Regions from separate parts of the Homo sapiens genome. Here region 2 is linked to region 1. The links are chromatin contacts, found by Hi-C or POLR2A ChIA-PET in ENCODE. All regions are on one chromosome and are shown on one strand. The core of a region is the stretch at or near the end of the contact, and the rest is flanking DNA. Distances in the headings are between cores, read along the strand shown. Region 1 overlaps NEB (nebulin). Region 2 overlaps NEB (nebulin).

What was found. Hi-C counts contacts between places; a loop is a spot of excess contacts on that map. ChIA-PET counts read pairs that join two places held with the same protein, here RNA polymerase II (POLR2A). Pooled maps may share reads with other maps.
Region 2: a map of astrocyte of the cerebellum shows a loop between it and region 1 (4-fold over the local background). The contact joins two enhancer-like sites. A Hi-C loop is called at or near these places in 4 of 168 maps with a recorded cell type or tissue (GM12878, PC-3, astrocyte of the cerebellum and 1 more), 2 of 37 single-sample maps with no recorded cell type and 2 of 50 pooled maps. POLR2A ChIA-PET finds 5 or more read pairs at or near these places in 1 of 52 experiments (CD4-positive, alpha-beta T cell).

The regions. Positions count from the first base shown.
Region 1 is chr2:151,557,920-151,562,313 of GRCh38, reverse strand. NEB (nebulin) reads left to right here. Exons shown (of 182, transcript NM_001164508.2): 121 at 100-204; 122 at 1,002-1,106; 123 at 1,206-1,310; 124 at 1,615-1,722. Among named protein-coding and RNA genes, the nearest start is that of RIF1, 150 kb to the right of the region's middle. Within about 2 kb of position 1,898, at least 3 of the 41 ENCODE cell types and tissues checked have a DNase peak (open chromatin) inside an H3K27ac peak, as active enhancers do.
Region 2 is chr2:151,636,106-151,640,499 of GRCh38, reverse strand. It overlaps NEB (nebulin), which reads left to right. Exons shown (of 182, transcript NM_001164508.2): 61 at 1-145; 62 at 440-643; 63 at 1,116-1,220; 64 at 4,166-4,273. Among named protein-coding and RNA genes, the nearest start is that of NEB, 96 kb to the left of the region's middle. Within about 2 kb of position 3,144, at least 11 of the 41 ENCODE cell types and tissues checked have a DNase peak (open chromatin) inside an H3K27ac peak, as active enhancers do.

The sequences.
Region 1 (4,394 bases), core at 649-3,148:
TAAGCAATAAGCACAGCCAACAGCTGATAGGAAATTATCAAATGCTCAATTGTAAATTCAGAATACCTTCCACATTTCATTGTTCTCTCTTTCTTGCAGAATGTGTATAAAGATGACCTGAATTGGTTGAAAGGCATTGGTTGCTACGTTTGGGATACACCCCAAATCCTCCATGCCAAGAAATCATACGACCTTCAGAGTCAGGTGAGCCACCTTCCTAGAAGGACTGGTTCTCCATGGGTCATCAGAATCCATGGTGGTGTCAGTGGGCTGATGGGCAGGCAAAGAAAGTTGCTGTAACAGTGTAGGCTCTAACTGACCAAAGCCCCTCCTCTCCCAATCAAAGCTCTTCTAGTGTCCTGCTCTGGGGCTGGATCTTCCCAGTCTGAGTCTCTCCTTTGGTTTAAGGCAATGCACATTTATAATAAAAGCTTATCTGGGAGGTGTTTCTTAGTGAACTACTCTCAAGCATCTGTACCTTAGTTGATCAAGTTAACTTGCAGAGAGTAGGAGGTAGAAGCATCCTTTGATTACAGGTAGATAAGTTTTGGAGGAAAAAGATCAGTATCTGGAAAACTTTTCAGCACGTGGTTCAGCTCTGATAGGGCAGTTGTAATGGAATGTTAAAAGTGAGGGGCATGTATACATATGTAACTAACCTGCACATTGTGCACATGTACCCTAAAACTTAAAGTATAATAATAAAAAAAAAAAAGTGTTCGAAACCAAAAAAAAAAAAAAGTGAGGGGCTGCTGTCAGGGATGGAGAATAGGCATGGAAAAGGCAACAAAATGGCCAAAATCTCAACCCCAGTCTCAGTCAAGAGAAGCTATTCATTCTGGCAGCCATACAAAGTCTGCAGGACTCTAGAATGACAGCCTGTTTGTTAGGATTAAAGCAGAAATCCAGAAATAAAGGCACATGTAAGTTGGCACAAGCAGCTACAGCTGATGACAGACCTGTATGTTACCATTTTTGATGACTTTTGTTTTTCTTCACAGCTACAATATACAGCAGCAGGTAAAGAAAATCTACAAAACTATAATCTGGTCACAGACACGCCCCTCTATGTGACTGCTGTTCAGAGTGGCATTAATGCCAGTGAGGTGCGTCTTCCTGTACTCCTCTTCCAGGGACAAACTATTTCTTGTCTTTATGTATTTTCTAACAACAGAGGTGAATAACCTATTGTTGCTTGTCTACAGGTAAAATATAAAGAAAATTATCATCAGATTAAGGACAAATACACAACAGTTCTAGAAACAGTGGATTATGACAGAACCAGAAACCTGAAGAATCTTTACAGCAGTGTGAGTTGAGTTTTTTTTCCCCCTTATATATGAGCCACCTTTCCCCCTTCTGGGACAGTAAGAGAATAAATGGGATGGACACTCTTTCCCTAAAGGCTTTTCTATGGTTTTTTCCTGGACCTTCAATCTTACTTTACCTCATAAAATTCTAGTAGGTACAATTAAATAAGCCCCACCTTAAAGAGGAGTCCTGGGAGTTAGTAGGGAGTGTGTGAGAAGGACAGACACAGAAGGAAAACCTGCTACTCAGAAGCTAACCAGATGCATTTTCCCATATTCACAAGAAGGTCTTTAATTCCTGCAGAACCTGTACAAGGAGGCCTGGGATAGAGTGAAAGCCACCAGCTACATCCTGCCTTCCAGCACCTTGTCCCTGACACACGCCAAGAACCAGAAGCATCTGGCCAGCCATGTAAGTAAAGCAAAAACATGACAGCTTTCCCACCCTCCCTCCCCTCCCCTGCTCTCCACTCCAAGAATCTTTCAGGCTGATTCATACGTTGTCCAGAAGTACCCCTAGCACTCCCGTGGGCATGTCCAGGAAATAATTCCAAATGCTCAGTCATTAGAGTCTATGTGCTCACTGCCTGTCTCTCTCTGCTGCCTGGAGAGAATCACAAGCACTTGCAAAGAGGACAGGATGTGACCTTTCAGACTGCCTGTCTGCACATGATAATCTCTGCTAGAGTCAGAAGTAAGGATGGGCTGAAGACATAATACACCTTACAGAAATAGACTTTTTCAATAGAATTACATGGATGTAGGGCAAAAATAAACCAGTGAATATGATAACCGGTTATTATACCATCCCCAGTTAATATAAATTATTTTATAGCAATGAAATAGAAAACATTTAAAAATTGTTTAATTCTCCTTTTTTAGGTAGAACTTTTCTTAGATATAAACATAATTGTAAAACAAACAAACCCTAAATCTCATGAGCTGTTTAAATATAGTAGAAGATCATACATCCTCTAACTCTTTATGCCTTTAAATCTTATGACCTCTAACCATTAATGTTCTTAAGTAAAACCTTTTTGCGTGTGTGTGTTTTGTTTTGGTTTATTATACTTTAAGTTCTGGGGTACACGTGCAGAACGTGGAGGTTTATTACATAGGTATACATATGCCATGGTGGTTTGCTGCACCCATCAACCCATCATCTACATTAGGTATTTCTCCTAATGCTATCCCTCCCCTAGCCCCCTACTCCCTGAGAGGACCCAGTGTGTGATGTTCCCCTCCCTGTGTCCATGTGTTCTCACTGTTCAACCCCCACTTACGAGTGAGAACATGCAGTGTTTGGTTTTCTGTTCTTGTGTTAGTTTGCTGAGAATGATGGTTTAAAACTTCATCCATGTCCCTGCAAAGGACATGAACTCATCTTTTTTATGGCTGCATAGTATTCCATGGTGTATATATGCCATATTTTCTTTATCCAGTCTATCATTGATGGGCATTTGGGTTGGTTCCAAGACTTTGCTATGGTGAAGAGTGCTGCAATAAACATACGTGTGCATGTGTCTTTATAGTAGAATGATTTATAATCCATTGGGTATATACCCAGTAATGGGATTGCTGGGTCAAATGGTATTTCTAGTTCTAGATCCTTGAGGAATCACCACACTGTCTTCCACAATGGTTGAACTAGTTTACACTCCCACCAACAGTGTAAAAGTCTTCCTATTTCTTTACATCCTCTCCAGCATCTGTTGTTTCCTGACTTTGTAATGATCACCATTCTAACTGGCGTGAGATGGTATCTCATTGTGGTTTTGATTTGCATTTCTCTAATGACCAGTGATGATGAGCATTTTTTCATATATTTGTTGGCCGCATAAATGTCTTCTTTTGAGAAGTGTCTGTTCATATCCTTCGCCTACTTTTTGATGGGGTTGTTTGTTTTTTTCTTGTAAATTTGTTTAAGTTCTTTGTAGATTCTGGATAGTAGCCCATTGTCAGATGGATAGATTGCAGAAATTTTTTCCCATTCTGTAGGTTGCCTTTTCACTCTGATAGTAGTTTCTTTTGCTGTGCAGAAGTTCTTTAGTTTAATTAGATTCCAATGGCCTTTGTTGCCATTGCTTTTGGTGTTTCAGTCATGAAGTGTTTGCCCATGCCTGTGTCCTGAAAGGTATTGCCTAGGTTTTCTTCTGGGGTTTTTATGGTTTTAGGTCTTATGTGTACATTTTTAGTCCATCTTGAGTTAATTTTTGTATGAGGTGTAAGGAAGGGATCCAGTTTCAGCTTTCTGCATATGGCTAGCCAGTTTTCCCAGCACCATTCATTAAATAGGGAGTCTTCTCCCCATCGCTTGTTTTTGTCAGATTTGTCAAAGATCAGATGATTGTAGATATGTGGCGTTGTTTCTGAGGCCTCTGTTCTGTTCCATTGGTCTATATATCTGTTTTGGTAAAAGTACCATGGTGTTTTTATTACTTTAGCCTTGTAGTATAGTTTGAAGTCAGATAGCGTAATGCCTCCAGCTTTAATTTTTTCCAATTCTGTGAAAAAAGTCAATGGTAGCTTGATGGGGATAGCATTGAATCTATAGATTACCTTGGGCAGTATGGCTATTTTCACGATATTGAGTCTTCCTATCCATGAGCATAGAATGTTTTTCCATTTGTTCGTGTCCTCTCTTAGTTCCTTGAGCAGTGGTTTGTAGTTCTCCTTGAAGAGGTCCTTCAGATCCCTTGTAAGTTGGATTCCTAGGTATTTTATTATCTTTGTAGCAGTTGTGAATGGGAGTTCACTCATGATTTGGCTCTCTGTTTTTTACTGGTATATAGGAATGCTTGTGATTTTTGCACATTGATTTTGTATTCTGAGACTTTGCTGAAGTTGCTTATCAGCTTAAGGAGATTTTGGGCTGAGACGGTTGGGTTTTCTAAATATATAATCAGGCCATCTGCAAACAGAGACAATTTGACTTCCTCTTTTCCTAATTGAATACCGTTTATTTCTTTCTCTTGCCTCATTGCCCTGGCCAGAACTTCCAATACTATGTTGAATAGGAGTGGTGAGAGAGGGCATCCCTGTCTTGTGCCAGTTTTCAAAGGGAATGCTTCCAGCTTTTGCCCA
Region 2 (4,394 bases), core at 1,895-4,394, 77 kb before region 1:
GGACATGCTGGGGGTGGTGCTGGCCAAGAAGTGCCAGACCTTAGTCAGCGATGTGGACTACAAGAACTACCTGCACCAGTGGACATGCCTGCCCGACCAGAGCGACGTCATCCATGCTCGGCAGGCCTATGACCTCCAGAGCGATGTGAGTACTGAGAGTCATAATAACGTGCAGAGGTGGGAAATTATTTAACACCCCTTGGAGAAAATGGCAATATATGGCACAAGCTCACCAGCCCCTGGAGGAGGCAAATAGCATTGCCTTTATCGACAGGAATTTTAATCCTTTAACCCTTCAGACCAAAGAGGAATATTGTGTGATACCTGGCCCGTCCACCAAACTAAATTTTGAGAGTGCTTTTACTTGATCTCTTATCCTTCAGATGAAAATGCATTGCTGATACAGAGATAAATATTTATTGGCTATTTGTGTCAACAGAATATGTACAAGTCTGATCTCCAGTGGATGAGAGGCATTGGCTGGGTGTCCATTGGCTCTTTGGATGTGGAAAAATGCAAAAGGGCAACTGAAATTTTGAGTGATAAAATCTATCGCCAGCCTCCAGACAGATTCAAATTTACCAGTGTGACTGACTCTCTGGAACAAGTGTTGGCCAAAAATAATGCCATCACTATGAACAAGGTGAGACTTCAAAATTAAGAATCGAAGTGGGGCTCCTAAAGCTGAATCAACAAAAAAGAAACATTAATGAGGAAAGAAAGAACATTGAGTAATAAAAGGCATCTATCTATCTGTCTATGTATCTATTGGCTTCTCATCTATCTATTAATAACTGATATATATCATGTATATTTTGATATTTAGTCATTGTTTCATGATTTTGATAAAGTAGCATATTTTATCAAAAAATAGTCTGCATAAAATATGCTTATTCTCATTTTCCTTTTGTTAACATACATTTCAGATTATTAGAAGGCATTTATAAATACACATTCCTTTATGAACTTATTACCCGAAGATGTGCATAAAACACATAATGTGTATAAAACACATAACCTTTTCTTTTTTTTTATAAAGTTTTTGTGGCCCTAAAATTCCTATTAACTATACACAGAACTTTTTTCCTGATGAATTTGTGTATTTTTTTTGATAGCGTTTATACACAGAAGCCTGGGACAAAGACAAGACTCAGATCCACATAATGCCAGACACACCAGAAATTATGTTGGCAAGAATGAACAAAATCAACTACAGTGAGGTGAGAGCAGATTCTTTGACATTTGCACACTGCTGCTTATTTCAGTTGATCTACTCTATGATGACATGATACCAAATGACAGCTTTAGAAAGAATCTTTTTCATGTTTCATGTGAATAACAACTCTTGCATTTCTCAATCACCATCATAAATGTCAAACTTTATGCAATATGAATTATCATTTAGGAAATACAAATGACATGAACTAATTATTTAAGCTGTAACCATGAGATTATGTAGACCATTTTCTTTTATTATTTTTTTGAAGTTAGGATATTAGCAATTGACCTATACATGTATCTCCCCTTTATGCTAAAGCATAACTGTAGTAAATATATTTTCCATATATTGTTCCTAAGTGTGGTTTAGGATCCAAATTTAAGATTTTTAGTATATAAGATTAAAGGCAAGAACTAAAATCCACAGTACTACCAGGTAACCCACACACACACACACACACACACACACACACAGAGAGAGAGAAATATCTGTCAGTGTAAATATTAGCAAGCCCATTTCCTTTCACTTTCAGTGTGCACAGGGCCACGTGCCATCATTCCAGAATCATAGAGGCTTAGGCAGAGAGTCAAGCCTCCACCCTAGTGCAAAGGTACCCCTCCCCACAAATAGGTTTTTGACCTGCCTTTGCTTAAGGGTTCCCAGTGACAAGGAGCTGATCTCATAAATCAGTCCATTCGTTCTGGAAAATTTATGAGAAAGCTTCTGATGTATTGAGTCACAACATTTCTCTCTGTAAACTCACATAGTCCTCTGAAGCTGCACAGAACAAATCTGTGCCAACCCCCAGAGATGGAGAGCAGCACCAGGGTGCCTCCCCTGCCACCTTCACCCCAGGTTCACCTTCAAATCCAATATCCCAAGCTGCGGGGCATTCCTCACATGACATCACTAGTAAAATGTGACTCTCAGAACTGAGCAAAATACTATGAGTGGGGAATGACTGATGTAGAATACACTTAACTATCGTATTTCCTCTTCTGGACATATGACCTCTATTCTGCATCCTGTGCTCCCAGGATACATTGGCAGCTGTCACTGCTGGTGCACACAGAACTTGAGACCAACTTAAACTCTAAGACATCTTATGTGGACTAAAGTTAGGTTTCTTCCATCCTGCATTTATGCGTTTGGTAATTTATCTCTGTTCAAAGATTGGCATTTATCTCTGTAATTTCTTCTTCTTAGACTGAGCCTGTGGGTATAAGCCTGTGGAGATTTTTGTGAATCTAAGATTCTGTCAGCTGATGTGTTAGTTATTTCACCTGGCTTTGTGCCACCAGCAAGGAAAATATTGTTTATTTGGCAGCATAAATCAACACACAGAGCATAATTTAGAGAATTTAGATGGAATTGCCACCATCTTAAGTAATTATTTTGGAAGTGAGACTGTAATTTTAGTGCTTGTATAGCTAGCTTTTAATTGTCACCAAAAACTAAAAACATCAAGTCTTACTCCCCTGTCAGAAAGGACTGAATTATTAGCCAAACCTATAATATAGGTCCTGTTACAGGAAACCATGCATTACATGTGCAAGAATTTCAGGAAACAAAGGGCTCCCCCTGTGTCTAGCTAGTCAGCATTTCTGGATTTCTCAACTCTGTCTTTGCTGAAAAAGCTCAGAGATGTGTTAGTGCGGCTACTCGGCTGCCAGTCCCAGGAGGCCCAGGTGCCCTTCCCCATTTTGCCCGCAACCCCCTATTCCACCCACCCAGACTGGGACGCTGCCATGGGCGCTCCCCTCTGATGTTAAAAAGAAGAGAACTTTTTGGCTGCTTTCCTATTTTCTGTAGAATTAAACACCAACTTCTTAGAATGAGGCGTTCACAGTCCAACTCTGGGCTATTCTCAGCCCTCTCCTGTGAACTCCTCCCTGGGGCCTCACCCACTTCCTTCAACACCCCTCCGCTTCCCCTCCACAGTGGTGCCTTGATTCACGTGATTTCCTCTGCACTTGATGCCACCTTAGTCTACTGAAACTCTGCTCAAAGTCTAACTCAAAGGTCACCCCATCTTCAAGAACTTCCCTGATTCTCAGTTCAGAATAAATGACTCCTTCCTGGAGCTCTTCATTATTAGTGTGGTTTGACTTTTCAGCAGTTGCTTCCACAGGTTATCAGTCTCTCCATCAGTTCTCCCAGGAACCTTTAGGTTGAGAGGGGTCTCAACCTCATCTTTGATTCCCAAGTACCCCGCACAGTCAGAGACACAGGGTCAGGGCAGAATAAATGTGAGTTGAATTGATTGCCATGATCAACAGTTAAGCCTTTCCCTCCCACCCACATTTTACCATGCTAGAACTATGAGTTTCAGCTTAATTTTTCCTGTAATTTTTAAACTGGATTTATTGTTTTAACTAAAATTTTTTAAAACAACCTGTAATATGTATATATACTTAATTCAACATAATTTTTAAAGTAAAAAATAAAGGTGCATTGGGCTTTATGGGTATCTTTTTTTTTTGTTTTGTTTTGTTTTTTGAGATGGAGTTTCACTCTTGTTGCCCAGGCTGGAGTGCATTGGCACAATCTCAGCTCACTGCAACTTCCGCCTCCCAGGTTCAAGTAATTCTCCTGCCTCAGTCTCCCAAGTAACTGGGATTGCAGGCATGCACCACCACACCCAGCTAATTTTTTTTATATTTAGTAGAGATGGGGTTTCACCATGTTGGCCATGCTGGTCTCGAACTCCTGACCTCAGGTGATCCACCCGCCTCTGCCTCCCAAAGTGCTGGGATTACAGGTGTGAGCCACCACACCTAGCCTCATTTTTGAGTCTTCACTTCAACAAACATGCAGAAGGCTTAGAACTCTCAAAAGAAAGATTATTATAGGCACTGTCTGTGGAGAACTTAGTGAATTGTCTTAGTCCTCTGTCAGTTTTTAGATATAAATGTCAGCATCTGATTTTTTTTCCCCCAAATTTAGAGTCTGTACAAACTTGCTAATGAAGAAGCAAAGAAGAAAGGCTATGACTTGCGAAGCGACGCCATCCCCATCGTGGCGGCCAAGGCCTCCAGGGACATCATCAGTGACGTGAGTTGTCAATTCCATTCTGAGTATGTGATCAATCTAATGTGGCATTTTCACTGAACTAAATCTTAGAAAAGAACTTTTCCTGGACCTTTGAAAATATATCCTGATATATTTGTGTAGG